2 separate regions of the Mus musculus genome follow, and region 1 is linked to region 2. Evidence: chromatin loops called from intact Hi-C (ENCODE). Cell type or tissue: left cerebral cortex. All regions are shown on one strand. Links, peaks and the distances in the headings refer to the core of each region. The heading gives the core; the rest is flanking DNA. Region 1 holds the start of Xkr5 (X-linked Kx blood group related 5). Region 2 holds the start of Agpat5 (1-acylglycerol-3-phosphate O-acyltransferase 5 (lysophosphatidic acid acyltransferase, epsilon)).

What was found. Hi-C counts contacts between places; a loop is a spot of excess contacts. Peaks named below come from ENCODE experiments on the same cell type or tissue, not always from the same donor. Only the 100,000 strongest peaks of a DNase experiment are listed, where the experiment ranks them.
Region 1: it touches region 2 in a loop (2.7-fold over the local background); 5 of 42 quality-filtered maps call a loop at or near these places.

Annotation. Positions count from the first base shown.
Region 1 is chr8:18,937,854-18,953,336 of GRCm38, forward strand. It overlaps Xkr5 (X-linked Kx blood group related 5), which reads right to left and starts at 13,122. Exons shown (of 7, transcript NM_001113350.2): 1 at 13,023-13,122; 2 at 10,706-10,889; 3 at 4,092-4,276; 4 at 2,760-2,969; 5 at 1,215-1,384. The coding sequence starts at 13,080. Gm40464 (a long non-coding RNA gene) reads left to right here and starts at 12,414. Exons shown (of 3, transcript XR_870173.3): 1 at 12,414-12,577. In left cerebral cortex, for the core only: CTCF peaks have their summits at 8,260 (motif pointing left), 10,742 and 10,946; a DNase peak (open chromatin) is centred at 8,269.
Region 2 is chr8:18,839,917-18,855,399 of GRCm38, forward strand. It overlaps Agpat5 (1-acylglycerol-3-phosphate O-acyltransferase 5 (lysophosphatidic acid acyltransferase, epsilon)), which reads left to right and starts at 6,363. Exons shown (of 8, transcript NM_026792.3): 1 at 6,363-6,862. The coding sequence starts at 6,644. In left cerebral cortex, for the core only: CTCF peaks have their summits at 6,620 and 9,575; DNase peaks (open chromatin) are centred at 6,317 and 6,960; H3K4me3 peaks cover 2,413 bases; H3K27ac peaks cover 1,417 bases.

The DNA.
Region 1 (15,483 bases), core at 3,599-11,598, 98 kb after region 2:
CATGTCTCCTGCCACTCATAGAGATACCCGCCATCTGTCCCTGCTCTGGACAACTCCAGTTAACACACCAGGTGAGACAGTCAATCAATGACCTTCCCTCCCTCCATTTCTACACATCTCCATTTCTATGACTCAAGCCTCATACTTCCCTCTCCCTGCTCTCTCCTCTCCCTTCTAAACTTTCCCACCACCTCGGTATAAATCAGAGTTCAGTTGTATCATTACAGACCGGACGTTACCTCTCCTTACACTAGTCTCTGCCTTTGTCTCCCTGGCAGCACCACATGGACCCCCTAGTGCTCTGTGTTTCCTTTGCTACCACTGTAGCTTTGCCGGAGATGCCTCCAAGCCTCTTTTAAGGCAGAGTCTTGGCCTCAGAGGCTCTCTGTTTCTCTGGGACTCTTGAAAGCAATGGGTGCATTCCTTTGTATATCTGTAGCTACCAAGAGCTGCACGTTGGCCTGGAGTTCATTTCTAACATACTTCTTAGGTTGTGTGCATGCTGAGATGAACCAACCCCTCATGGGTGAAGCCACACTTTCTAGAGCTGTAACCACCTCCAAAAAAAAAAAAAAAGGTGAGGCCATGCGTTGCAATTATTAAAGGTGGGCCAGCAATGTCGCCTGAAGTTGTCTCAGGGGAAGGGCCTGGGACTCTCCACTTTGGAAAAGTCCCTAAGTGCATCTGCTAATGATGTCTGTGGAGTTGGCTGCACCTGAAGCTTCTGATGATTGTTAGGCTATTTTCAACCTGTTTATAACAATCACTGTTTATAACTTCTCCTATGTTAGGCTATTCCTGTGTGTGTGTGTGTGTGTGTGTGTGTGTGTGTTGCATGCATGGCATGTACACACAGTGTGCAGACATGTAGAAGATCCAGTGCTTTCCATTATCGCTCTCCCTTATTGCCTGAGGCAGGGTCTTTTACAAAACTGGAAGCTTGACATTTTGGCAAGGCTGGCTAGTAAGGTCTTGGGATCTGCCTGCGTCTGCCCCCAGGGCTGAGGTCAAACGCATTTGGTTGCCGGGGATTTGAACTCAGATCTTCATGCATGCCTAGTAAGTTCTCTTACCCACTAAGCTGATTCCCCAGTGTCTAATATCCCTTCTTTAATAGATGTACAGGCACACACTCCCATATGTGCACCTTCCCATCAAACACGCAGCCGGCAATGTGAAAGCCAAGCTTAAAGAAAACCACCATTGCCACTTGCCAAGTAGAAGCTGGCCACCCTGCTTCTGGAAGGGCTGTCCCAGAAATTGATGTAGCAGAGGATGAACACGGCCCCCACCAGCAGATTGAACAGCCTCCAGTGGCAGGTGCTCTCTACAATGTCGCTCTGCTGGGCCACGAGCCAGAAGGTCATCACTAGCCAGTGAGCACCTGGAGGGAGGAAGGGATAGAATTCAGTGTTCAGTGAGGAGACGGGAAGAGGTGAGAACCAAGAGGAGAACCAAGGGGCACAGACAAGCCACTCATTCCATCTTTGCAAGTCTTATCTCTCTGAGCCTCACAGGGGGCTTTTAACCTAGTTTGGAGCTAAGAAAACAGACTGGCTTCTGTGTCACCCACAAGACCCTACATATGGATGGGTACTCTTCTGTTTCCAGCAAGCACTTAAGGAAGCAGTTATAAAACTCTCTACCCTTTTCACACTGTTGATCTACAAACCCCAACCCTCCAGACCCAAAGAGAAGTCCGTGTGGACCAGTTACAAGTTTTAGTCTTATATTTTAAAATGAATAGCCTCATTCTGGATCACAAGTTGAATTTTAAAATGACTAATAAAATGTAGTTAATTTCTCTGTAAAAACACAAGCTTTTTTTTTTCTCCCCCCAAAATAATGTTCTCTTCTGCCAATAATTGTATTAAATGTTTGCTCTTGGTACATGGGCCAGCTATTTCTCAGTGTTCTTGGTTCTTTTAAAACAAGAGTACACTGTTCCTTCTTGCAGAGTGTATTCACTGATGACCAGAGGACACTGCTGTCCTTGGCAAGGACACACAGGCCCCATTCAGGAGTCTGAAGGGCTAGACAGACTCTTGGTCATCACATTCATATCTGAGCCGCTGGCTCTGAGAAGGCTGGGGTTCAGTAGAGCCTTCCTGTGTGAAACAAAGACAGTGTTCCATAACCAAAGCAAATGGGGTGCTTATGGAGGTTCTGAACAGCATCATATATACTTCACAGTTTTGCACAGTTTTTGAACCTGGACCTCTCTCTGTGCAGCCAGGGCAGTGAGATCCACGCCCTTTCCTATATGAGCATCAACTTTCTATGGGAAGGGCTTGTGATCTACAATAGTCTTCTGAGGACTGTGGTTCCAGCTTTAGCTGACATTTCTGTGGTAGTATATCCAAAGGGCCAGCATTCACTACAACCCCTTGCATTGGATGCACACTCGTGGGAACTAGACTCTGGACCTCTATGTTCATGGGTCAGGGCTGCCAAGAACGGTTAGACTAACAGAGCATAGCAGAAGCCATGCTGTGGCTGTTCTAGGTTTAAGAGGACTGGACATTTCTACTTCCTCTTTCTTGGAACTGTCATTACAAAGGTGAGTCCAGGTTACTGTGCTGAAGAGAGGGGCCACATCTGTGTATCCAGCCTGCTGAGCTCTCTTGGAAACACAGAGACCTGCTTTTCTACTGTCTCCATAAAACTCTCTGCCAAACCCAACCAGCAACAGATCTGGGACAGAGAACCATGTATAGTTACTGTTAAGGCTTTATGAATAGAGTGGAAGCCCCACTTACCTCCAACCACCAAAACCCACACACGGTAAACTCGGCAGAACAGAACCAGGCTTAGCACACGAGCACCCAGCATGCCCATCCTCCAGAGCTGCTGGCACAAGAGAGCAGCCCATAGCATGGTATGGTGGCCTGGCTTCATGATGCCCAGGAAACGGTTGTATGACACTAGAGCCCAGGACAGTGAAGACCAGGAGAGTAGGGCACTGATTCCTAGAAGATTGAATAGACAGAGCTTACTACAGGCTCTGAAGCACACACACAGATGCACACCCCACATCCCTTTCTGAGAGCATCCAACTTCTTATCAAAAACTAGCCCAATGGCAATGTACCATGGACTGATTCCCTTGGTGGTGGGTAACTTAACAACAGTGTAAGAACATATGTTCCCATGGAAACAAGGGAGGCTGGAAATGTCTGCCTAGGGCCCTAGATGCTCTTCCTCTGGATGCCCGTTTAAAATGTCCCAGCCCTTGAGCTTCTAAGGCCTAGGTCTAAACTATGATTAAATGGATACACGTCCTACAGGACCCCTAGACACAGTTTATTACAAGTATGTATTCCCCACATGAAGAAGTTTGATGAAAGAATGGTAGAGTACACAACCACAGCTAAACACTTAGATCTTCTAGTGTAAGTTTGGATACTTAGAGGGGAGAGGAGCTGGGCATGGCCGTGCACACTTTTAATCCCAGCACTCAGGAGGCAGAGGCAGGAGGATCTCTTTGAGTTCAAGGTCAGCCTCATCTACAAAATGAGTTCCAAGATAGCCAGTTGCACAGAGAGACCCTGTCTTGACAACCGAACCAAACCAAGGAAACAATAAAACAAAGGAAAGAGGGAAGGAGGAGAGGAAGGTGGGTAGGGACAGGAGAGAGAAGGAGAGGGGGAAGGAGGAGGGAGGAAGAGGAGAGGAAGTAATGGGGCATCCTGGCTGGAATGGGAGCTGGGGACATTATCTTCAGGAGACGAGCTATGCTTTCTGTGGGGCTTTCAGGTGTCAGGTCTGCTGCAATAGGAGTAGACCCAAGAGAGACGGACATGTGGGCTTCCCAAGGTAGTTTTCAAGGTTATCTCTGCTCTGCCCAATTTCTGTCTTATGATTGACTTTAGATACTTTATGCCCAAGAAACCAGCTCTCTCTGAACTCATGATCCCAGCAAAAGCCAGCTGTAACCATCATTTGGGTCAGTGAGAATTGGGAGTTTCCCTAAATCTCCCAAATAGGAGAAATCTTGAGAGGACACCAGGTCCTACGAAGTCTGGCACATGTTCCGGACATGTTCCTGTTATTGGAAGCAGATGGTATGAGACCATGGTGAAAGGCACCTACCTGGCACAATGTCTGTGAAGTCAGAGGCTAGGAACACGTAAGCCTGAAGCAGCAGGTGGGGCCCTGTCTGCAGCAGAGCCTCCAGGAGCCGTAGGGCTGACAGGTCAGCCTCCTGCAGGTGCAGCTGTCCCCAGCTGGGAGCCTCCTTTCCCTTCCACAGAGCCGTTGCCACAGAGTCCCAGTGCCTACAGAAAGCAACGACATTATGACATGGACCACGAAGCTGGCAACTCTGGCTTCCACAACAACCTTTCCCATGGAGATAGGAGACATTTTTAAGAATGCTTCTCTGTGCCTACTGTGTGCTCTGGGGTCACCAGTTAGGCTGTTGCTAAGCTCTGAGCCCAAGCTGCGTATTTCAAGTGTTCAGCAGGCTGCCACTAGTCGATTTTCCCCAAGGTTGGAAGGGCCAGGGGTGGGGAGACTCTGAAGTTATTGCAGGGCTAAGGAACCTAGGCTGGGCCTGATGAGGCTTGGAGGAAATCTTGACCAGTGTCCTCACCCCAGGTCTTTGTGGAAAGGGAATGAACCCCTTTAATAGAGATCTACTGCAAGGCACTGTGGGTAATCATCTCTTTAGAGCACAGAGATGAGGGAGCCCTCACCTTTGTCCTTAGAGTGTAGAACTCCCAGTACCCTAAGCCTGGAACCCTCTAGGAACAGCTGGGGAAAATGGGTCTAGGATCCTCACCAGAGGCTAGCAAGAGACCAAGATGGGTGGGGCAAGATGGGGGAATCTAGGGGCGATATGGTCCTATTGAAGCACACTAAAGTTCTCAGTTTCAGCCCATGAAAGTTGGCTTTTTTTCCTCTGGAAAACTGCAATTGGAAGAGTTATGTATGCTACATTTGAGATAGAAAGCAAATATATGCATTTGTGTTGTGTATTAGTGAATGCATGTGTAAATGTATGCTCATACACATATATATGCAGTGTGCAAACATATATGCCTGTGTACAGCATATGCAAACTCAGTGCATATGCATATATATGTAGTTTTACACAGGTACAGGTGCACATGCAGTTCATATTACAGTGCATATGTCCACACATGTATTATTCATATACAAGTAATGTATATATATGTACACACACACACACACACACACATACACATATATATACATGTATAGGTGTATGTGTGCACAGTAGACATGAACAACTGGAAGAAACCTGTACTTTCTTACTTTACTATAATAAAGCAGTAAGTACTGAAGGTTTGGGTGAGATAGAAGTGTTGGGTATAGAAAGGAAGGAATGAATGCAGGGAATGTTGGAATACGGAGAGCAGGGTGGAGAGGGGTTTATAGATGACTCTGAGACTTCAAGCTTAAGCTCTTGGTTGTGGCAATGCTAACATGTAACAGAAAGACACCTGCCAGCAGCTGCTTGATTGACAGGGGAGAATACAAATTTTGTTTTTAGAAATGAGGAATGCGAGGAGCTGCGGAGCCTTCCCTCACACCTTGGAAGGATCTGGGGCTTTTGGTTATAAACCAGGACTCATGGACAGAGACAAATGGTTGTAAATTAGTATTCATGACCATGCAAATGGCATGGTCAAGTGGATAGGAAGTAGCTAGAGGAGGTGGTGTAGATAATCCTCCCCCCCCCCCCCAGGCAGAACTAGTCACCCCAAAGAAAAAGAAATCACTAAAAAGTGAGTTAGGCAGCGAAGTGGTTGGCGGTAAGGGCAGCAAGTTTGAAAAAGCATGGAGTGTTCTCAAAGTCAAGTGCAGACACATGGCACATGGGGAACAAGAGGTTGCTGGGTTGTGAGAGGGACAGCTAGAAAGCAGGGCTCTGTGGGCTGGGCAAGGCCATAGGGTCACACATTAGCTTAGGCACAATGAGGTGACCTTTTCAGTGTGCAACAAGAATCAAAACTTAGAAAGAAGCCAGAGCATGCCCTCGTCTATGGTTCCACAAGCACACAGTAGGCACTTTGTTTTGATACTCTCATCATGTGAAAGTCAACTAGGAAGTGGTATGGGCCACTCTTCACAAGAGCCTGAATAACCACACCAGCTGCCCCCCAGGGTCACTGTGGCCTTTGAGGGCCTACAGGGGTAAGGTTTTACTTTCACCCACCAACATCCTCCCTGGGGCTGTGCTCTACAGAAAGGAGGCAGGGTGGTTCTATCTGGGAACCACTTAACTGGGAATCAGATGAGTAGAGTGTGTGTGTGTGTGTGTGTGTGTGTGTGTGTGTGTGTGTGTGTGTGTAGCAGACTCCTCATTGGAGAGGCTAAGGTGGCCAGTGAGTGCATCCTGGAGAGACCGGGGAAGCTGTGGATGTGAAGCTGAGTTGGGAGAGGGCATATGAGAGATTAGTGGGATAGGACAGTGGAGTTGGAATGGGGCCCATGCCTGGGAATGAGGTGTTGGAGTGTGTTGCAGATAGCCCTGGAGCTAATTGTATTTGAAGTTAATTCTTTTCTCCTGTGAGTGGCTTTGAACAAGGAATAAGTCAGCACTCAGGTGATTTCCTGTAAATCTGCTTCCCACCTTAATTTATAAATAAAGACTAGAGCTGGTGATTGGGTGGGGAAAGAGGGAAAGATAGAGCTGAAGGTTTTGGGAGAAAAGAGGAGGGGAGAGAGAGCGAGAGAGCGGCCTGGAGAAACCACAAGTTATAAGGGATCTCATAGACGTGGAAGATGGTAGTGTAGTGGTAAATCTGCCCAATCTAGGCGCAAGGCTTGTATTCATATTAATTGAGTTGTGTTTTCATTGCCGGGGCATATTTAGATTGGAAATTTACCGCAACAGGAGTGGCATTGTAATGCTGTGTGGTCAGAGAGAAGAACTCAGGCTGAGGATAGAAGGCAGCTGCAGGGGGTCGGGATGGGGAGCTAGGGGAGTAGGATGGGGTAGGGGTGGGGTAGCTCCCTGGGGATCTGGAATGAGATGGGAGCTGTAGGAGCTTGTTTCTGAGGTCCCGAAAGGCACCAGATTTCTCTTCTGGATGCTGCTGCTGCCTCAGGCCCCCTTCTCTTTCCAACCATCCTGGGCTTTTGACTGTGCCAGCTGTTCCTGTTACCATCTTTATAAGGCCTGGTCTGCCCCTTTGTTCCAGGCCCTTCCTGATGACACTGCTCCCTTCAGCTGTTCCCAAGTTAGTCTCAGACACTGTACTTAATTAGGTGAGTCTGCAGCTCGTCAGGGTACTCCATGTGAGCCCGTGTCAGCGATGACTAAGAGTCTTAGCTGCAGTAAAAGCAACATGCATCTGCATGGAAGCCTGGAAGCACAATCGCCATACCGGACAGGTCTTTGGAATTATGCTTCTCAGATTTTACCAGGCTAAGAAAAAAAGTCACCCATGTCCACCACAACTAGAATCGTCTCTCCTGGGCCCACAGCTTAGGGGATAAGTGATTCTTCTGCTCATGTTTTAAACATTAACATTGGACATTTTAACATTAACGTTAATGTGACGTTAGAGTTGAGACAGTCAGCAGTGCCAGGTTTGAGCACAGCTGTACTTCATTTGCTTGCTTATTTATTTATTTATTTATTTATTTATTTATGGAGTGTGTGTGTGTGTGTGTGTGTGTGTGTACACTCTTGTTGGTGAGTACTGTGCAATGGCAGTCAGAGGACAGCTTCTGGGAGTTAGCTCTCTCCCTCCACCCACCAGGCAAGTGCTTTTACCTGCGTAAAAACATTGAACCTGCACCTATGTGTGAAGCTGGCCTTATAGGCTCTTAAAGTTTGTCTCAGCTTTCTCTTCACTAAAGAAAAGTTGCCACGCTCAGATGCATGCTGAGTAGGAGACATCTTAGGTAGTCTCCCTTCCGTTCAGGGTGAATTTCTAAATAGATATGCAGGCTCTTTAAAAAGAAGGAGGCACAAGTACATGCTGTGTTAGAGTGGAAACAAAGGGCTCAGATGAAAAAAAGAGCGGCCATGGTGTAAAATGAATTGTAACTACCACCAGGTTCTCTTCAACAGTAGACTTAACATTATAGTTTGTGTTGTTTGGAATTAAAACCAGAATCCATTTATGTCTTCAGCCCTTGCATTTTTTATAAGCGGTTTCACCTCAAGGGGTTTGCATTTTATTGATTTTTTTTTTCTGTTGCTAGTTCGTTCGTCTGCATTTCATTATGGAGTCAGTTAATGGGTTTCATTTTGATAAAGGTCGAGGTTGTACAAACACAGTTGTTCTGGCTCCCCCTACAGGTGCCTTTGACAAACTGCAACAAAACCAAACCAAACCAAACCAAACCAAACCAAACCAAACCAAACCAAACCAAACCAAACCAAAGGTGATCTGCAGGAATGGCTTATTGCCTGGTTTTGTTTATGAGAGACACTTTCAGAGCGTGAAAGGGATTCATCACTTTCAACTTCCAGTGCTTTCTGTTGAGGGGGCAGACTGTAGCTGGGCTCATAGCAGTCTCCGAAACACTGTGGAGGGCGTGTCGGATAGGCTTCCTTGGGCTGCCAGAAAGCTAAGAGCTAAGACTCTGATCTAAGTTCTAAGACCTGCGCAATCTGGGTTTCTCTTCGGATGTGCAACGTTATCTCTTCCTGGAAATCTAGACTTACTTTCCCTCAATCCTCTCTTTTAAAAATTATACATTAATTTAAAAGTGCAGATTTATTTTTATTTATGTGTGTGCTTGCCTCTGTGTGTATGTATGTGTGTGCACGCACACATATGTGCACCTATGAAAGACAAAGGAGGGCACCGGATCCTCTGAACCTGTAGTTAGAGGCAGTCGTGAGCTATCTTATGTGGGTTCTGGGAGCTTAACAGTAGTTTGTGCTCTCTATCCCTGAGCCATGGCTCCAGCTCCCACATTATTATCATCAACAATTATATATTAATAAATTAATGTATTTATTACATTGATTTATTGTATTATTATAAAATATATAATATAATAAATAAAACATAAAATAAATTATTATAAATAATAAATATATTTACATTAAATAATAAATTGATAAATATATCAATAATAATAATAATAATAATAATAATAATAATTTTGAGACATATATGTCTCATTATGTAGTCCTGAGTGGCTTGGAGATAACTATGTAGCACAGGTTGGCCTCTACCTCACAGGGATCTGCCTGACTTTTTATCTTAAGGGATAGGAATAAAGGCTGTATACATTAGTTTTTAATCACCTGAATGTTTTTTTTCTCAATTAGCTATTCATGGCTTTTTCTTCCTCCCAGTTTTTGAATTGCACTTGTCTTTAATTTATCCAGATTAATTTCTAAATAGGTACCAGAAACCATGCCATCACTTAGTAGTGATATTGAGAGGACAGGGGGTTCACTGTCAAATATCATAATCTGGACCAGTCTTTGACACCACTTCCCTGAAGGCTTATAAGGTCCCCAGGGTCTCTACAGAGCCCGAGAAGACAGATTTACCTGCGAATAGTTAAGGATGCTTCTTTCTAAAGGCTACTTTGAATTCTGCTTTTGAGCTATCAAATGCTTGTTTACGTTGAAGCTATTTCACTAGTTTGATACGCCATTGCCTTTGAGGTCTCACCACATACAGCAGCTAACTATCTATCAATCAGTGAGCCCTCTGCCCTTATACAAGGCCAGGCAAAGGAGGGCTTAGAGAGTAGGTTCTGCTCCAAGAAGGCTGCAGTCCCAAATTCTATGAGACGACTCCTCCCCCTGCCAGTGCCAGCCCTGTTGTTTTACAAGAGCACAGACCTCAGCCAGGAAGGCCCAGCTTAGGATGAACTGGTGTAACACACGTGTTTTTGATGCATCTATGTGACAAGGGTCTGCTGGAAGGGAACATGAAGAAGAGGCAGTCACTTCATGTTTCCCTGGAAGCACTTTCTACTCTGACCCAAGTCCAACCTGGGTAGAGAAAGAAGACGCAAGTGACCAGGACAGACAGCAGCACTTGGCAATGGTTCCTTGGATGCCCTTCAAACCTTGAGCATCTGTGATTTAGTAAGCACTTGAGTCGCAGGCTTCACCTGTCTGGGTCCTTATTTCTTCCCCGCTTTAGAAAAGTCCTCTCAACTCTCCAGGGTTATGGGGCAGCTGGGAGTGGAAGTGTGCTGTGTCTGCAAATGCACAGCTTCCTGTCTCCAGGTGGCAATACCCTGTCACCTCTGGAGACACTGTGGGCACAGGGAAGCCACCTACACCAGGTCCATACCTGGCAACCTTTTATACAAAGAAAAGAAGAACAAACCAAACCAAAAAAACCACCACTGGCTCTGGCTCCCAGGTCACTTCTTCCTGCCACAGATGCATAAAACAAATGTCATCACGTGGGCTTTACTGTCTAGCTTGTGGTCAATTAAGTCTGTGCCCCCTTCATGGACCAAGGTAGCAGTTATCAGATGGAACACTTTAAGCAAGCTGATTTATGTGGATCCAGAGGTTCATTAAGGGGTGGAAACAGCAGTGATGTAGAATCTGGCTAAAGACAAGAAAAAGCATCGAAAGGTCATTGGTGCAGTGAGGAGGAGCCCCAGACGCTGGGTATGTGTTAGGATGCCAATGCCAGACACGGCTGTGGCCCTGAAGATCCCTGGCTTTAAGGTCAGAGTGTGTACGGATAGGGGAATTTTTCCACTGTATCAGAGGGAAGGGAGGTGGGCGCTCTTACCGCTTCCAGACGCCAAGTTGCAGAAGATGCAGTACCGCCAGCCACCACTGACCCTGATGCCCATCTGCTCGGAACCACAGAAAGCTCAGGGCCTGGACCAAGAAGCCGGGCAGGAGGACAGAAAGGGCCAGCCACCCCCAGAGGAGACGACCCGTGGCAAAGTAGAAAACTATGGAGCAGAGGCCTGGGGTAAAGACAAGATGAGGGGTGTTGAAATGACAGAGTTAGGCAATGTTTCATATACACGTGTCTTCTGTATGTTACGGTGCTCTGACAGCCTGAAGCCTTTCTGCCACAGACAACACAGTGTTCTTCCAAGAATGTGCCTGTGGTATGCACTCTATCCAACTCAGAGCTTCTGATTTAGACCCATGTACCCTAGGAAATGCTATTTCTCTGCCTTAGTCTGTCCAAGGTCAGGGGCCAAGTGACTAGGGACCTATCTGTAGCCCAAAGCTCACAAAAAAGTACCCATAGAAAACAAGTCCTCCAAATCTATTCGCCATGGTCAGCCTGTCTTGTTTGATGAAGTTCCAGCAGAGGTTCTGGCTCCTGATCAACTGAGTCTTTCCATATGGCCCCACTCAGTATGCCCTGCCTCTTATCCCTAGGAACTGTGATCTTTCTTAAGTCTGTTCTATCCAACAGATCATTTAACTAAAACAAAACAAAACAAAACAAAACAAAACAAAACAAAACATAACCAAACCAAACCAAACCTCAAAGGAACCCAGGTCTCAACATAACCAGCACAGCATCCTTACCATTAGCAAGGAGCCCACAGGGCCTGCTAGCGATAAGACAGGCATAGTGGTAGTGGTATGTCTGTGGGGTTACACCGCATATGTGCTAAGTACCTGGGGGACCCAACAACCAGGAGTGACCTGGAGTCACCACACGGTTACAGCCAACCAGGGCTGCATGTGCTGGACTTCAGTCATAGCTGGTTCTGTGTGAGGCTGGCTTTGGATTTTCTTTTGTTTTGTGTTTCTAAGGACTGAACTCAGGGCAGTTCCTGTGCTAGGTAAGGCCTCTGCTATCCCCGAGTCCACTTTTCTGTTTATTTAGAGACAATGTTCTGCTAAGTTGCACAGGCTAGCTTTAAACTCTTTCTGCAGCCTAGTTAGGTTTAGAACTCACCACGTTCATCCACCCCCAACCTCTTCATTGGCTTGGATTATACGCCTATGCCATCAGACCAGGCTCCACCTATATAACCTCGGATGTCAGCGAGAAGCTGTGTTGGTATTACTGATTACTGAGGGGGATTGTGGAGGGTACTCAGGGACCCTTTCACACTACCGTTGTCCTGAGTTTTCTAGGATTACCAAGGAATGTAGATCAGTAGGCACAAACCTCACTGCTTGGAGGCAGAGCCGGGAACCCATCAGCTATGGGAAGAGAATAGCCACTATTCCTTTCTCAGTCCCAGGTTATGTTCAGTGCACTGACAAGCTTCCTGCTAAACATCCATTCTTTTCCTGTTGGAAAGCTAGGGGACTAGGCCACTATGGGCAACAGTGTACTTCCTAGTCTCTTAGGGCCTAAACTAGCGCCCTTTGGGATTCTGAGTGGGTGTTGGGGACGGGAATCTGCAGGGATTATTCTGTAAATCAGAGGTAAATTTCAGAGATACCATGTCCAAGAAGGGACGCGGAACCTTGTTGGATCCGGATGGTGGAGTTTCCCCAGGGACCGGGCCTTGTAGGAGAGTGGCAGAAGTGGGCGGAGGCACTCTATGCCAGCACTGAAAGGGTTACAAATTCAAACGCGAAAGGCGCGAAAACTATGGCCATCTTGCTTCATCTCCGCTACCCACAGGACCCTTGTCTTCAGTAAACCAGCGTTCTGCTGTGTCACAATCTCGAAAGGGTAACCAGTGTCCTTTGGGATCCCACCCCTCCACCTCTCCCAGCTCTTGGATCGCATGCCACCCCAGCCCGGAGCCCGGGTGTCCAGGGAGCCAGGGCGCCTCACCAAGTGCTGGCGCTCCAAAGTAGCCTCCTCACGCAGCTCTTTGCAGAGCACCAGCGAGAGGAGAGAGAAGGGACTCAGGGCTCCGGGTTTGGAGTATGGGGAGGATCCATGCATGGAGGGATGTCTAACTGGATGGAGGAAATCATGCATGGTGAGGGGATCACACAGGGAGTGCTCTGCAGGCTAGGACGGGAGATCATCGTGCGTGCACCGGCGCAGTGTTCGCCGCTTGCCTGCCTGCCGGAGGAGGAGGAGGCACAGCGGTGGTAGATGTGCCCCGCACACTGGGTTGGAGTAGGGTATTGGAGGGGTGAGCACTCGCGGGCTGCGCCTCACTCACGCGCGCTTTGCTCGGCCGCCTGCAGCAGGGCAGAGAGCCCCAGGAGCCCCGCGTGCATCTTCTGAGCTGCTGCTGCCTGTGCCCGCCCCTTCCCCTGCCCGGGACCGGGTTGGGGAGGCTTCCGGCTTGGGGCCCCAAGACAGGAGGCTTTTCTTCCCAGTCAGTTACCAAGTTGCTAGTAGGGTTGGGGTGAAGGCGGGGACAGGGGGCAGGAGGAACCGACAGGTTCTTAGGGGGCAGTCTCGCGGTCTGTGTCAGATTTGCATGCTGTCCCAGCCTCCTAACGGCTGTAAGACACAATGGGTTTGTTCTGAAGCGAAATGGGTTAGTCACTGGGTGGTCATAGTCAGCGGGTTTGCTCAAAACAGAGTCCACTTAACTACTAGTCAGAGTGGTGTATGTGTGTATGTGTATCATGGGAGGAGGAATTTGAAAAGCTGATTGGGACTTTTGAAAAATTTCAGTTGTGTGTCCAGAAAAGGGAAAGGAAACACGCCTAAAATGGCATCTGAGCCTTTAATAGCCGCTTTGCTTTCAGACCTTTCTCCCAGGTATCCTTGAGGGGTTAATCCAGATCCCCCAAAGCCAGAAGTAAACCTTCCCACGGAAAGTCTTTCTGGGAGATGGGAAAGCATCACCCTGACATTTGTTTCGATGTAGAGGTTACACAGGACTGTGGACGTGGGGACAAAGATTGTTCTGAATCGTCCATGCCCAGCGGAAAAATGTTTTATAACCCTTGAGCAGGCGTGGCAGGAAATTACTAAGTAGAGGTCAGGCCTACAGCGATTCTGCCCCATAGAATTCTTGCGAAGGAATAAGAATACACAAATTAGGACTGGAAATAAATGCTGTTCATGATTAGTGATGGGTGGGGAACATTTCAATACATTTCTCAACATTTTTAGCCTTAAAACATCCCACCACACTCCCCATCCAAATTCCTAGGTGTACGGTTTGAGAAATAAAAACATATTCTATATTTCATTTGTTAAAAACAGTCCAAGGCAGGCAAGGTGGGGGATCAGGACGTTGGCTGCCTCTCTGGTCTGTCTTGTGTGCTGTGTCCAGTGTGGAGGGACATGGCCCCCCAGGTTCAGAATCCTATAAATGGAGATCGCAGAAGGGTCAGCTGGAAGACACAACTGGGGATTCCAGCTGGGATATTCTATCTGATTCTATTCTATTTGATTGGCTGTGTGGCAAAGGTGGTTGGTTCATAATCACACCTCCTGTGCCACCAGCCTCCCTTCTCTCTACCTTTCTTTTCTTCACAGCACTTATCCAGTTACGTTTCCTCCTTGGCTAATGTGTTATCTTTTACCAGTCTGCTATGGCAGGAGGTGAGGTGCCTTCATTAGACTAATGACACTGTCTCTAGACCTGACTCAGGGGAGGCTCTTGTGAGACAGACTTCCTGGAGAGACAAAACATGACAGATAAAAGCAATGGCTGCACCCTTGTCCAGCTTGGTGAACCAATGAGTATTTACTGTGGTGACTAACTGGAGTGGGGGACTCATTACTTACAAGGAGCAGGGATGTCTCAAAAGCAGCGGCAACATCAGAGAGATCACCCTGACATGGGTTTAGATTTCTCCTGCAGGCTCCACATGGCATTAGACCAGAAATGCTGGTATTCTCTATCCTTCAAGCTGACTGGGGAAATCTCGCCTGGGTAAGGTAGATGCGTTGAGAGATCCTTTATAGTCTCAAGATTCCCACTCTTGGTAAGTCCCAGGCCCTGGCTGATATGGCCCGATTAGATTGTTGGTGGCCTCTCTGGAGAATAATCCAGCTTCCCAGAGAAGACTTCCCTAGGGTAGGTAGAACTTCTTACGCACAGGATGTGTCTGTGCTCAGGACTAAAACGGGTCCTAGAATGAGCTAGGAGCTGCCTGTGATAGGCCATCCATCTCCTTGTTTCCCACAGGACTGCTTGTAACTCTGAAGGTTGCTGATTCAGGCCTCCCAAGCAGGGTATGTCCTCCTGCTGACCCCTCAGGCACAGGACCAGCTCTTCTCTGTTCCCTTTAAATCCTGCATCCCTACCTCTCCTGTGTATTTAGTTGGTGCGGAGACTTTCCTGCCATCATAAAGGTCAGGGGAAGAAGGCCATTGTAAGTGTTGGCAAGAGATGGTAGTGAATCCTTATGGTTCCCACAGGGCCCAGAGCAGAGGGAAAGGGGGAGGGGGAGGGGGAGAGGGAGAGGGGGAGGTAGAGGTAGGTGGAGGAAAAGAGGGGGAGGGGGAGGGGGAGGGGGAGAGGGAGGTAGAGGTAGGTGGAGGAAAAGAGGGGGAGGGGGAGGGGGAGGGGGAGAGGGAGAGGGGAGGTAGAGGTAGGTGGAGGAAAAGAGGGGGAGGGGGAGGGGGAGGGGGAAGGGGAGGGGGAGAGATCTCACTTGGTATGATATGAACGTGGCCTCTCTGTGAGAAGACCTTCCTGTAAGCTAGAAATACTT
Region 2 (15,483 bases), core at 3,119-11,118:
CACAGGCCCATGTAGCTGGAAAGGTGATTCAGAATTCAGCATCGCAGACTGGAGGCAGAACTTTTGAGATTTTACGGAGTCAGAAGTATTTCCATGAGAGAAGTAATGAGGATCCATGTGTCCTTTACGCTGAGTCACAAAGCACCACGTCCTGGGGCTCCAACAACAGAGGTCTACTGTCTCCATCCTGAGAGTAGAGGATGGAGAGTGAGACTCAGGCAGGATAGTTCTGAGGACTGTCAGGGGAGGGCTTGTTCCTGTTTTCTCTCCTTGGCTTACAGATGGCTTTGTTCTTTGTGTCTACATGAGACCACCAGCTTTGAGAGTCTGTATCCCAAAGTTTTATTGTTAAAATGAGCAGTTTCTCCTCAGATCACCTCCTTTAGCTTGTCTACCTCTATGAAGATCTTCCATATGATAAGGCCACTTCTCAAGGTGCAGAAGGGAGGATTTGACACGAACTTTGGGAGTGCACAGTTTAGCCCCCACCTGCTACTATGTGCAAAAGGCATATGGGTGAACCCAGGGAGACTAGTTCAGAGGTAGTTATAATTACACAGATAAGGAGCAACTCCTAACTCGTGTCTGAGAAGTGTGCTCACTGATGGATGTAGGGTGTATGGTGATGTTGAAACCAGTAGAGCTTGCTAAGAGGCTGGGCTGGAGAGTTGCGCATGCTGCTCACTGAATTCCTTCCCTCCTGGAGACTTCAGTACGTGCAGATCCCTCAGTTGAGAGTGCAGGTCTTCCATCTTGGCATGACTACCACATCATTCCTAACTTCAGTGTCCTATCCTGAGCATCCTTCGGTACTACAGTTTAAAAAGACACCCCTAACTCACTCTACTGTTCACACTATTGCTTTAAATCGCTGGCTCTGACAAGTTTCAGCTCTTTGCCTCTTATTGACATGATGCTATACCAAGCAGACCTTATCCACTTTGTTTCCTAGGGTTCTGTTACCAGACTGAATCAATATCAGGCAGGTAAGGTAAGAACTCAGTCATTCTCTCTAGTGCCTGCTTGTGTATCACCACCTGGTAAGGGATCAGGGGAATACACAGAGTAATCTGGAGGCTCTAACATGAAGGACAGGATGGGTGATAATACATAATCCTACCTCAGAGATTAGTAACTCTTAAGGTCTAAATCTGAAGATTGTGACAGGGTCACGGTTGCAATGCCTGTCAGCTGGTGTTGCTATTCTTGGAGGCTATTGAATCTTTTGGTAGAAGTCTACTAAATTCAGACAGGTCTTTGAAGACTATATAGCCTTGCTCCTGTTTTTGGCCTTGGTCTCTGCTTCCTAGGATGTGAACAGCCTCAGTCTTCCCTATCACCACCGACTGAAATCCTGGGAAACCAGAAACCAAAACAAAACTTGACTCCCTTGTTAGCATCTGGTGTTTTGTCAGGCGTTGATACAAAGTTAACAAATACCATAGTCAACCTTGTTGTTTTTGTTTCTGTAGCTGGGTGGGTTCCATAGTTGACTTGATGTAGTAGCCTTGTTCCTTGTGTTGTTAGGGTCCTGCCAGGAACTATAGACTTGAGAACTGCATCAAAGGTTTCTTGTGTCTACCCTTTGTCTTGAGTTTTTGATGCCAACTTCATTAAAAAAAAAAAAAAAAACCCAATCAAACAAACAAACAAAAGACTTCCTGATCCAGACACACTAGCCCATGCCTGGGGCACTATTTGAGCGTGAGCCCGGCCTGGGAACCACAGTGAGAGTCCCTTAAAAGAAGACAACCTCCAAAATGGCTTCTTCCATCATGCCATTTATTGATTCCTTTAGAAATACTAATAAATCATTTAAAATTTAAATAGCTTTTATATATTAAAACACATATTTTTAAACAACAATAAGTTAGTAAGAAGAATAGTCTTGTTTGTTTTTATTCCTGCCTATCTCCTTGTTGTCAGGTGTAAATAAAAGACACTGTGTGTCCATATCTATCACTGTAGTTAGCCTGCGGCCGAGTTGATGTTTGGTTTGTGAGCTGAGACTGGGAGGTGAACACACTTACATTAAGCATCCTACTGGGCCGATAGACTGATTAGACCTTATCTGAACTGTGGAGAACGGAATGCTGCAGATCAGGAGCCTGATTATCTTGAACTATCCTTAGCTCTCTAAACAGCCATTTACTGCTCATCTCTGTGAGTGACTTAACATCCTTATATTAGGTCAATGCTTTTGCAATCTACAAACAAGGCTTACAGCTACCATACTGCAAAGCCTAAGAATGTCATCAGATAACACCTGGAGCCTTATGGCAGAGACTTATCTACCTCCCAGTAGCCTGACTACTTGATGCATCAACCAACGTATCTGAAAAGCAACTTGACTGATCACTTTTGGTTGAGTTACTGTAAAAACAGGAAACTGTTACCATGTTGGTATTTGGTGGTAACCCAAATCTGTGTCCCCTGCCATGGCCACTTGGATTTGGCACCAGAACAAATGAGCTGTTACTAATTTTGCAGAGAGGGCTGTGTATTTTGCATCAGCTGGTTGAAGTCAAAAAAAAAAAAAAAATCTGGCCTCATTTAGATGTGTAGAGTAAAGGTGAGCAGTTTAGTGTCCTTTTCAAATAACGCCTTCCATATTACACCAAGAAGTCAGAGGCTCAGAGCTTCTTCAGAATGAGGTAGTTTTCATATTGTTACACTTACAAATATAAGAACCATGTACCCTCTAGGCTTGGGATATTTAGAAACTATTCACTGAGTTAGGCAATTGAATGTTGAAACATTTCATTATACAACATTGGAAAGCCCCAAAGGTTGTGATGACAAGTGTTGGTGATAAGGGATGCTAAGAAGTGAGAAGGGGGACCAAAAAGGCCACTGGCAGTTACCTGTGTCCCAGATCCATTGGGGACATAGTGCATAAAGCTGTGTGTGAGCTTCCTCTAGTCCATGTGGCATGCTCTATCTACATCCTTTTTCATACTGACAGCAGGTGCCTTCCAGGTCTGGAGACCCATTTGGGACCTAGACGTGAAAGTGAGGTAATGACAACAGCATGGTTGGTGGTCACTAAACCCCTTCACAAAGGGTCCATGGTTGATAACATATTTGACAAAGACAGCAGGAGCTCCCCTTGGCCAGGAAAAAGCTCGAGACCTCCTGTGATAACTAGACAATTCTTGGGAAGACATCCTGAAGACAGACGGACCATGAAGCACCTCATATGACAAGTACTTAGGCCTCACAAACCCTTCCCTCAACCTGCCACTGGAAACTGTAACATTCCCTTGTATTTCATTTGCTAAAAGCCTGGGGTTTTCTTGACCCCCCTAATCCAGAAATCATCTTCGGTTTGCCTACATTTTTTCTCTCCAACTCTAATTGTTCTTGAGTTTCCTCCTTGGGTACATTTTGAAATACTCTGCTCCTCAATGATAACAGGAAGGTGTTATTCTCACATTAACAAATACAGTTACCCGGTTAGTAATGGGGAAGCAGACACAGCTCCTCACTTGAAAAACTGAGTTAGATAAACTCCCTGGTAGGTGGGCGGGGAAAGGGCCAAAGACTAGGGATTAAAGGTGGAGAATATTGGAAGATGGATGGCTTCTTCCAGGTCCTCCAGACTTGAGACAATAGCTTGGCAGATTAAAACAAAGGTCTTGTTGACTTTTGTCTCCCCACCAGCGGGCCCCCTGCTGATGGACTGGTTCAACCAGTTCAAAGCTTGATGAAGACTTGTCAGACAACAGTCTGAGCCAATCTCCTGTCCTATATTTCTTCAAACTGACCAACCCTAATTAATTAATTAATTAGGGGAGGAAGACTCTTCAGAGGCTTAGAACATTCAGCCTTTGAAAAGACACTGGATGTTTTTGGCCGAGTCTCTGCTCTGCAGTGTATTTCTTTCTTTTTCTTTCTGTACATCTGCTGTCTCCCATGTGTTTCCTCAATCCCTAATAAACACCTTTCTTCAACTGCTGATTCTGTCTGTGAGGTGTTTGAGATTTCTCTGGTGCCTTAAGGGGGAAAAAAAACTGATCAAGATCTCTAGATTTTATCATCTTCAAGCCTCACCTTGGTTTTTGTTCCTGAAGACTATCACACTGTCATCCTCGGCAGCCAGAGGAGTTCCCCTGGATTTTAGGGACTTCAGCTCGGGCTAAACCAGGATTAGTGGATTTGATGTTGAAAAGAATTTATAGTGAAACATAGCTGGGAATTTTATTACAGGTATTTTAATGTAAGCTTAAGCATAAAGGGTTTTTGTTTTTTTTTTTTTTTTTTTGGTTAAAAAAAACACACAGGCTCACATTGTTAGTATTATCCAGATAAGCTATAGTGGTTCTCAGATTGTGCATCTAAGAGTCACCAGAACACCTTCCTATTTGTCTAGTTTTACAGCTATCTGTGTGTATGGGTGCATGCCATGGACACCTGTAGAGGTCACAGGACAATCTCCAATTCACTTTCTCCTTCCACCACATGGGCTCTGTAATCACTAAGGTTTGTCAATCCTGAGTACAGATGTTCAGAACCATCTTACTGTCTCCTCTCTTCTGATAAAACATGAGGTGGCCCCAGAGACGTTTTAGACAGGGTTATAATCTGATAAGGGAAAAGCCACATGTCCTTTCCTTACAAATGTAATTTCTACAGACATTCCTAGAAAATTGAAACTTTATGGTTGGGAAAGGAGAGGGGGCCCTCAGGTACCTTGTTTTTCTGTTGACAAAAGTTGACTCTTAACATTGTCAAGTAAATGCTCCCACAAATGGATCATCTGACTATTTGCAGAATGTCATAGGCCAACAGAGAGAGAACCCCTGAATTTCCAGAGACCTTCAGGTTGGCTCAGTCCCTTCTTTTTTGATGTGTACCTCAATTCCTGTCTTCCTGAACTCTTGTTTGCCAATCTGAATCTACAGTCTATCTGTCAAACAATTCCTTTGTCTGGACTGGTCTGCTGAACTGACAGTGAATTGTCTTGACAGTTCCTTTGCCTGCCCTTTTACCTCTGCATCTTCATTAAACTGGACAGTTTGTCATATCTGTGACCCACCAACAGCTGCTTTTCCCCTAAAGCTGGGTTTGTGGTTCATGTTATCGTGACAGACACTCTTATAGCCCTGTCAGTTCTCCAGCACTGGCTTCCCAAGGCTTTTAAAACTCCTTTCTTCTTTCTAACTCTTTGTAGTCACTGTAACCTATATATGCATATGTAAACAGAGATATACTTACAGAGTGATGTATGTGTGATCTGAGAGTTAATATTAGTAATTAAGACTGCAATAAAAGAACCTGTGTTTCCCTTAGCAAGGGCTACAGAGTAAAGTGGGCCTCTCTGGTGCCAGCGAAGCCACTGTACTTAGTGAAATTTATTGTCATTCAATACATTCTGATATCGTGTAAACTCCTAAGCACGTCCATCTGACATAGTGTGCTAATGACAGGAGTCACCTGTATGCCTTATGAAGCGCATCTCAGAGGTGATGGGAAAGAAACATGGGGCAAAAGATGAAGGGAAATCCAAGGCAAGGAAGCAGAGACACAGGCGTCAGTGGTGTGGAAAGGGAGAAAACTAGGGGCAGAATAAGTGACCTTAGGGTCACTTAGAGAAACCAACACACACACACACACCCACATATTTAAAACGTACTTTATACAGATCTGAGCGTGCGCACTGACCTGTTTCCTTCTATACCTTCTTGTATAGAATTATCTGGTCTCCACTAGTTAGGGCAGTGAAAGGACCTGGGCCCCTGGATAAGTTTTTGCTGTTACTTAACTATTCTAGTTTTCTGGAGGGAAGAGAACTTATGGATCCTACATGTATAGGGAAATACTTTCCTACACATTGAAAAGAAGAAATGTAGGATATTAGGAAAACGCACAGTAGAAACAAGTTAAAGAGCAAGAGGTTATTAAAGGGCAAAAGTTAAGGCTTTGAAAGATTTAATACAAGGAGGTGACAGTCCCGTGAAAGGTGAACCAAGGGTACAGGAGACGGACCCAGCCTCATTCTGCAACAGCCAAGAGGAGGGAAGGTGTGCTTCCTATGCACGTGGGGGCACGGGTGGCCCTCCGGCACGCGAAGACGCTGCAGTTGTCCATAACCTGCGGCATCGAGCTCCTCCTGTGCTCCACGACTTAGTCGGCTCACGCGTGTCTTGCAGGAAGCATCCTCGTGTCTCCACGCAGCTCTCGCACGCCAGCACAGGCCAAAACCCACCACCTCACTTCTTCCCGGGCTCATCCCCAGCCAGCATTCGCAGTCGAGCATGCGTCGTGACGAGGCCAAGGGACCGAGCCAATCAGAACACGTATTACGCCCATAAGTCGGCCAATCAGGAGGCGCCTTATTACCCGGGAGCCTTGCTTCACCCCGCCTCCCCGCTGACAAGCACGGGTCGCGCGGAGCAAAGCGAGCACCCCGAGGCGAGTGCGCCCGGCAAGCCGAGGCGTGCCCTTTCCAAGGCGGCGAGCAGAGGCCGTCACTGTCCCCGCCGGGTCCCGGGCCCCCGCGGCCCATGCTGGGGGCGGAGCCAGGGCGGAGGGCGGCGGCGCGGCCGGCCCCGCGCAGTGATTGGCGGGCGGCCGGCGGTGGCTGAGGTCCTGGTGGCCGCGCGGGCAACGCAGGCGGAGTCGCGGCTGGCGAGCCGAGAGGATGCTGCTGTCCCTGGTGCTCCACACGTACTCTATGCGCTACCTGCTCCCCAGCGTCCTGTTGCTGGGCTCGGCGCCCACCTACCTGCTGGCCTGGACGCTGTGGCGGGTGCTCTCCGCGCTGATGCCCGCCCGCCTGTACCAGCGCGTGGACGACCGGCTTTACTGCGTCTACCAGAACATGGTGCTCTTCTTCTTCGAGAACTACACCGGGGTCCAGGTGAGGCGCGGCCGCGCAGGGCTGCGTGCGAGCCCTCCCCGCGGCCGGGGCGGCGCTTGCAACCCGGGCGAACACTCGCAGCCCGGCGAGCACGTGCCGCAGCTCACGGCCTCCCGCCGCGGGGGGAAGTTTCTGGTTCTCACTTCGGGGTTCCTTCTGGAACGTCCTGCTGAGGCTGAGTGTGTTCCCGGGTCCGCCCCACCCCCGCCCCGGGCCGGCTGTTACTGCCCATCTCAGTGCCTGCCAAAGTAGGGCACTGAGTCCGAGGTGGTGATGCTGGGACTGGCTTCATTTGCACTTCCGAGGTCTTTTAGATTAGCAAGACCTCTAGGCGCTGACCAAAGTGACAGCTGTGAAGGACGACTCCTGCCTTGGGTTCCTCCCGGGTGAAAGCGAGGGCCTAGGGAGGAAATGAATACATTGGTTACAATAGGAGCCTCACTGTCGATACAGTTCTCTTCAGCTTGGACTGGGCTTCAATGTGGGCTGATCTCTTGTCAGATTGCTTTCTTCCTGCTACTGTTTCTTTCTTTCTTTCCACCCCTCCCTCCCCCCCCCCCGCCCCGTGGAGATTGAACTCTGAAAACAATAAAGAGTAGAAAGCTCTCCTAATGTGAATTCGTTATATGACATCCCATAAAAACCTACAGTTGTACTTCCTTTTTGGTTTTCAGTTTCAAAGAAGAGCTCTGTTTGGGTTCTCCCAGATGTATCTATGACTTTCCCCCCCATTTCTCAGTTCTTTTCATTCTGTGTTAGGGGGGTACTTTGGCGACTGGATCCCTTACTGAGTTTTGCGCCAGTTGGAGATTATGTCTGAGGTAGGGAATTAAGACCTCTCTGAATCACTATCTTTTTAAATGTTTTCCTAGGGAATAGGAAAATCACTGTTGCACATCAAGGTTTCTGAAAAATTGACTTTTAGAATAGGATTTCATTCAGAATTTTTAGGAACCCCCACACTGATGGTTTCAAACCTCCCTCTTACTTTACTAAGTTTGTCAAGTGAATGTATGGTCTAATCGTGGATAAGTATTTAATTTCACTAGCAGAAGGGACAAGACAGCGGGGAGCACAACTTAAAGTTGCTGACCTTGCACATGACAAGTACCCCTCAGACGCTCAGGGACCTCTACTCAAGTGCCACCTATATTCTTGCTGCAGAGACGTTAGGATGAGTCAGAATGAAGCAAAGTTAGTGAGTTTATTGATTGGGAGAGAGGACACGCACTTGAGGGGAGTCAAGTGCAAACCTTATTACCCCCCACCCAGGCTACAGCAGCTGTTTTCTAAGTGATTTTAGGGCTTTTAAGTTAACGCCTTAAAACTAAGATTAAGGAGAAGAGAAGGAAAAAAATGAGTTCTTCTATTCTTTCCAATAATGAGCTCTAAAAAAAAAAGAAGCAAACCAGGATCTCACACTGTAGTCTTGGTGGGCAGGAACTCTATGTAGACCTCACAGGCCTCAAGTTCACAGAGATCTGCCTGCCTCTGTCTCCAGAGTGTTAGGACTAAAGGCATGTACCGCCATGTCTGGATTAAACTCTTTTAGTTATATGAAATTTAAAACGGATTCATGGCGGTACTGAACAGTTTACATATGAGGGAGAAATGTGGTTAGGCAGTAATATGGATCAAAATAAAATCAAAGTAATTAGCTGATCACTGGTCACAAGAGTTTGAGATGTGAGCTTGTCTTCTGCCTTAGGTCACCAGCTATAGGGATAATCTTTTGTTTGTTTTTTGTGGTTTTTGTTTGTTTGTTTTTTTGTTTTTTTGAGACAGGGTTTCTCTGTGTAGTCCTGGCTGTCCTGGAACTCACTCTGTAGGCCAGGCTGGCCTCGAACTCAGAACTCCACCTGCCTCTGCCTCCCAAGTGCTGGGATGAAAGGCGTGCGCCACCACTTGCCTATAATCTTACTTGTAATGGTTTTAGAATATGTGCACAGTGGAGAGCAGTGTTCAAGCAGCTGTATCCAACCAATTCCACTTAAAGAGGGAGAGGGTGAGGGTGAGGGCCTCCTTTGCTATTCAAAAGCAGATTGTGTGGACATTGCATTGGATTCTTTTGTTGTTGCTGCTGTTGTTTTGTTTTGTTTTTGAGACAGAATTTCTCTATATAGCCCTGGCTGTCCTGGAACTCAGTTTGTAGACCAGGCTGGCCTCGAACTCAGAAATCCGCCTGCCTCTGCCTCCCAAGGGCTGGGATTAAAGGCGTTGCATTGGATTCTATGCAAATGTAGGTTCTTTTCTGTTTTCGTTTTTGCTAAAATTCTGAGTAATTCATGTATCCTTTCAAGTTAAAAAAAATCTTTGTGTGTGTGTATGTGTGAATGAATGTACTGCATGCACATAAATATTCATATCCGTGATTGTGGGGCAAATGTACCATGGCATGGACATGGAGGTCATAGGAGAACCTTGGGTATTGGTATTTACCTTCTACTTTGAGTCAGGTCTCTTGCTTACCACTGTGTGTGTGCCAGCTTAGCTGGCTTCTAAATTTCTGGATTCTGTCCTGTATCTGCTTCCCATCTCACTGTAGGAGCACTCCATAAAAGAGAGATGAGTGTCTGGCCTTGTATGGGTTCTGAGGCTCTGAATTTGGGCTCCTCAGGCTTGTGTGACAAGTGTTTTAGCTACATCTGCTAACTGCCCACACCAATATTAGAGCCTTTCGGGTCTCCTATTAGTACTGAAAGTGAGCAGTGTGTTCCCCTATCTGTAGGGGAAGTAATGCAGCCTTTGTAAGTTTTGCTCATTTTGCTAACTTGAAATCCATTAGAATGTGACCAGAGGGACTAGGGACTGAAGAGACGTCAGTGGTTAAGAGGACAGTCTGCTCTTACACTGGCCTGGATTTGGTTTCCAGATCCCACAATGGCTGTTTCTCAACTACCTGTAACTCTGGCTCCAGGACAGAGGTCTGACACCTCTGACCCCCATGGATACTAGCCCTCACAGGCATATATGCCTTACCTCCAGTATATATACTTCAAACATATTTTTAATCTTAAAAAAAGAAAAAAAAAGGAAAAGAAAAGTCTCTTTAACATTGTGAAAAGCCCATTTCTTAAGGCTAACACAGCAGATTATTTCAGGCTTAGTGGTTTAGAATCAAAGATTCTAGATGAATATTCACAGAGACTGTAGTAGTTGTAATAAAAATGAAATATCTTTTTTTCTTGTTTGTTTATATATATATTTTTAGACAGGGTCTCACTCAGTAGCTCAGGTTGTCTTAAATTCACTTGAACTTACAGTAAGCCTCCTACTTCAGCATCCCAGGTCCTAGCATTACAAAACTTAGCCACCACACTGCCTTTAACATTTTGATATTTAGAGAGAGAGAGTGTGTGTGTGTGTGTGTGTGTTGTGTGAGTATTGCATGTACATGAGTGTTCAGGTGAGCATGGCCCTGTGTGCACACAGGGAGTCCAGAGCAGGATGTGGGTTGCCTTCTTCTATTGTTCTATGCTTATTGCCTTGCCTTGGAGTCTCTCAACTCAACCAAAAGCGCATCATTTTCAGTGAGGCTAGCCAGCCAGCACACTCTTGGGATTTGCCCATCTATCTCTAAGTTCTGAAATTACTGGCATGTGCAGACATGCTCAACATCTCTTAGACATGGGCACCTGTGGTTCAAAATCAGGTACTGATGAAGAGCAATTTTTTTTTCCTATTGAATCATCACTATAGCCCTTTTAGAATTTTTTTTTAAGTTATTAAAAGTTAATGTGAATGGGCCAGTCTAATGGCTCAGTGGTCAAGGGCACCTGTCACTAAGTCTGATGACCTGAGTTTGATCCCCGAACCCACATAGTAGAAGGAGAGAACTAGTCTCGAGAGTTGTCTTCTAACCTCTACAAGCACAAGCTCAAGTCAACCCCATACACAAACAGATATATAGGTAGGTGGGTAGGTGGGTAGGTGGGTAGGTAGGTAGGTAGGTGGGTGGGTGATAGATTGATGTGGAGTTAGAGAGACGGCTTAAGCATGAAGACCTGAGTTCAGTTCCCTAGCAACCACATTAAAAGCCGAGCATGGCTGTGTGTGCCTGTGGCCCCACCACTGTGGTGGATGGAGACAGGGGGATCACTGTAGCTTGTGCGCTGCCTGTCTAGCTCCAGTTTTAGTAGAGACCCTTTGTTAGGGGAGTAAGGCAAAGAGTGATAGAGCAGGCCAGGAGAAGTCCTCCTCCTCTAGCCTCCAGGGAGTGTGCATGGCCATACACATGTGTGCATACGCTACTCACACCCACCCCCCAAAATTAATTCATGTTTTCAAGTATTAGAGTATTTATCTTCTCATTGCAGTGAAATCCAATAAAAGCTGGTTATTGGTGTTTGCAGGCCAGCTGTGCAGTGATACAATATGTGACTCCTCAGTACCTGGTGAATGCTTTCACCACCATTATACTGCTTACATTTGTTATTAACAATTAGAATGTACCTTAAAATATATTTCCCATGGCTTTGACTGCCAATCCCCTCTGGTCCAAATTCTAGTATTGATAAGATACAAGACTCTTGGGTTATCATTTATTTACAAATTAATTTTGGGACCATGACGGGGTCTGCAGAGTAGCTAGGGGTATAGAGGACTGTGCCAGCACTCCTTGGCTGAGAGCCTTTATGCAGAATAACTTTAAATGTTTCAGTGTACCCTGCTTACGCTATAGAGTAGTGTGAAAGTCCTGGGAATAAGATAGTGTGTAGGTGTAAGGTGCTGCTGTTGCTGTACAGTGCGCAGACTCTTCTAGGGCTTGTCCCTTGTACAGAAGCTCCTCTCAGCGTCTCAGAAACAAAGACTTTCTACGTGCTGGCCACATAAACTGGTTTGCTCTTTCCTTGGCGCTGTCTTATCGAGCATCCTGAACTCTTCCTGAGTCAAGTTTGCATCTGAATCTTGCTGAAGGCGCTAAATTCCAGGGACAAAATATGTTTACTTAGAGGGGACTCACAGGTTATCCAATCTGACCCTTGTATCGGGACTGAATTCTTCCCACATTCTGCCCAGATATTCATTGGAACCCACTATCGGTGATCTTTTTAAAAAAATCTTAATTGTTTATGTGTTCAGTTTTGTTCCTTTTTGCTTATTTATCATCTTTGCGATTCTTTCAAACCCCAAATGACTTGCTTTGCTTAGCTGGGAGCTGCAGAACTGTGGACTTGGGTGTGCCTCTGCTTAAGCCGAATAAGCAAAACCTTTGATTCAGGAAATTGTTTCCCAGGTGTAGTTCTAGTCTAACACAGCTTAAATCTGCTAGGAAATTGGCTAGCGAGAGATTTACAAGACAATTTTTGAAAAATATGGTTAAGATTTTATTTCAATATCTTTTGTAAACATAAAACAAACTTGGCATTTAGTGTTTAATTTTTGAAGTCTCTTGTAAAACAATGTTGTTTACTCTTTGAGAATTTTCTATATTTTGACCATATTCTTTTTCCTCCCGCAGTTCTTCCACATCTTCTGCCTGTGTAGTTTTATTGTTGTTACTGTTTTACTTTTTTATTGATTCTTTGTGAATTTCACATCATGCACTCCAATCCCACTCATCTTCCCAGCCTTCTGTATCTGCCCTCTGCCAATGGGAACAAAAAAATAAATAACAAAAAAAGAGAACAAAACAAAAAACAGATCTGTGGAAGCTGCGGTTTGTCACGGTGTGTCTCACAGTTCATCCTTTAGCTCAGACATCTTTACTTGGAAATGTTCCTTGCAATGAGTCACTGGTTTGGTTCTAGGCCTCTGCCTTCTGCTACACTGTCAATACTGGGTCCTCACTGGGAGTCTTCTCCAGTATCCTGTTGTTGCCCTGTGTCATGGAGATCCTGTAGGTTAGGATCTGCCCGACAGGCCCCTTTACACACTCCAGCAGTTCATAGATGAGGTAGGTGTTGGTGTGTGCCAACTCAGAGCCCTGGATCTAGGCCTGAGTGGCAGCTGAGTTGGTCAGCCTGCCAGTTCTCTTGCATACACATCACCAGGGCCAGCTCTACTGTGCTGCCCAGGCTAGGTGCGGGTGCTGTAGCCAACAAGAGGCAATGCCAGCTCTCCTGCTTTCAGTGTCCTCAGGGCCAGCTTTCCCACACTGCCCAGTGCCATGCTCTCCCCAGTGCCACAGCTGATGAGGGGTCTGGCCAGCTCTGGGCAGTCCTTTGACAGCAACATGGCTCCAGGCAGCAGCCTAGACCAGGGATATTCAAAAGGCCTTTGGTGATAACATGGGTCATAGACAATGACACAGACCCCAACCCACCCCGATGCTGCAGAGTCATGGACCCAGACATGGTCCTTGGCAGCAGTATGGGCCAGGACCTCACCGTGGCCTCAGGTGGCTGTGCAGGCTGTTCCTCGGCACCTGGGCGTCTCTTCATTGTGTAAACACTATTCCACTTCTCTTTCCCCTCTCTCTGATACTTACTTGCTCATCTTGGTGGGGGTCTCCCACTCCACCCACACAGGCAAAAGTCCTCTGAGTGTCCTCTGCCCCACCCATGCCGTGTGGTATTGGGTGGGGCTTGTGTAGTCTTTGAACACTTTATTTTTCTATTTTAAATAACAGATGCAATCAAACACTTTTAGTGTTTGATTTTAGTGAGAAAGCCACATTTCCGTACTGCTTTCCGTACACATACCTTCCTTAGGTCTATAAGCAGTCTACTGTGAAACTTTAGATTTCTTCAAAAAGAGCTTTTGTAAGTAGATCTAATTTTGAGGAGCTGTGGGAACTTGGGAATTGACACTTCTTAATGGAATTAGAAGTTAATTCTTTCTGAATTTTCATGTTACAGTTTCTTAGATAGTGGCTGATATTGTAATAGCTAGAGAATGCAACACTAAGTAATACTTTCCCAAAAGGGTTCTGGGAACTTGGGTCTTCATCTGTGTGTCCATAGACCAGCATTCACATTTGCACTCTGTTTCGGGTACTGTGCTGGTGTCTAGAGGGTGAAGAACTATGGAGCAACCATACTATACTTACTAGTGGGGAGACAAGCAGTAACAAGACCATTCACATTGACTGCTGTGTGGCCTCGCTTAGCCTACCGGGTAGAGGGTAGGTGGTTAGAAAAGTTTCTCTGATCAAGTGCCAGAGCAAGTTCTCTGAAAAAGGTCCGGTGTTTGGGGACATTAGGACAGTCCAGGTAGAGGTGCTGGTCAGTGTAGTGAAGAAGTATATGTGATGAGAGCGAGAACAATCCTTCCACATCTATTTTTAAAATAGCCAGTGTCTGGAGAGGTGGCTCAGAGCATAAGAGCAGGTACTGCGCCTCCAGATGACCTGAGCTGCTCCCCAGTCACAACCACCTGTGACTCCTGTCCCAGAGGGATCAAGTGCCCCTTCTCAGGCACTCATTCGCACATGGCGATGCACCTGTACAACATGTACACACAATTAAGTTAAAAATAAGATCTTTAAAAAAAAAAAAAAACACTAGCAAATATTGCTTTTGGTTAGTAACAAAGCCTTTACTGAATGCTGCTGTATACCAGTATTGCCATTCATCCTTACGTGGTAGGCACCATTCTTAGCTTTTTATAGACAGAAAACAGGTCCAGGCAGTTCATTTGTGTAGTCTTCATGGCAGTCCAGTTTGGGGGCTGCGTTTGAAGACGTGTTTACAGTTGACGAGTGAAGTGAGTTCGCTGTTCTTGGGGTATTTGTGCTATGAAAGCACAGAGAAACAATTACAGAAAACACTTGATACCTGACATTGTTGGATGGTTGTTTACCAGCTTTTCCAAATAGAGGCAAAGATGTGCTTCACTGCTTATGACAAGTTCAATCTTCACTTCAAGACAACTCACATACGGCAGAGCGAGGCAAAGTGGTTTTCAGTTGATACTAGAGGGAATGTGACACCAGAATTGCTGTGAAGACTTCAGGCTCAGTGTTTAAGGCCATCTCCGTTCTGTGCTGCCCTGCTGTGTGCTGCCCTGCTGTGTGCTGCCCTGCTGTGCCAGTCTCTGTCCACCCCAACTGCTCCTTTTTGCATCATAAAAATAATCTATAGTGTATTTTAAACTGGTCCTCTGTACATTTAAGGTTCAGTCCAGACTTGTGCTGCTCCTTATCTGCCGTCACCTTACCCTCCCTTTTTGAATCAATAACATCATTTTGGCATGAAATTACTATGTCATAATGTGTAGATTGTCTCCTATTCGAGATTGTAGTCAGTAAAAGGAGAATGACCCTTCCTTTTGAACAAAAAGGGCAATCAATACCTCACAGAGAATCCTGTTCAGGAGGCTCTGTGACCCTGCGTTAAATTTTACTTTTAAGGAATGGGGGCTTTTGAATGGTTTGCTAAGATGGTTGTGTTTATCTAACGAGGTTCACATTTACTGAGACTATTGAATCCCCAGGACTATGGGGATATAAAATGGGTAAAGCAAGACAGATAAAAGAATTCTAGGACTGCCAAGAAACAGAGCAACCTTTGTCTGAGCGTTTAAAAGCCTGTGGTCTTGGAATTGTTAAAACTGCAGCACACCAAGGTTTACCTTGTTTCTCCCGTGGCATTTAAGGCAGGTACAGATGGAAGTATTAGGAAGGTATTTGAGTGTCTCTGTGTCCACGTAAGAGGTAGTTCACAGGCTGGCAGCTTTGC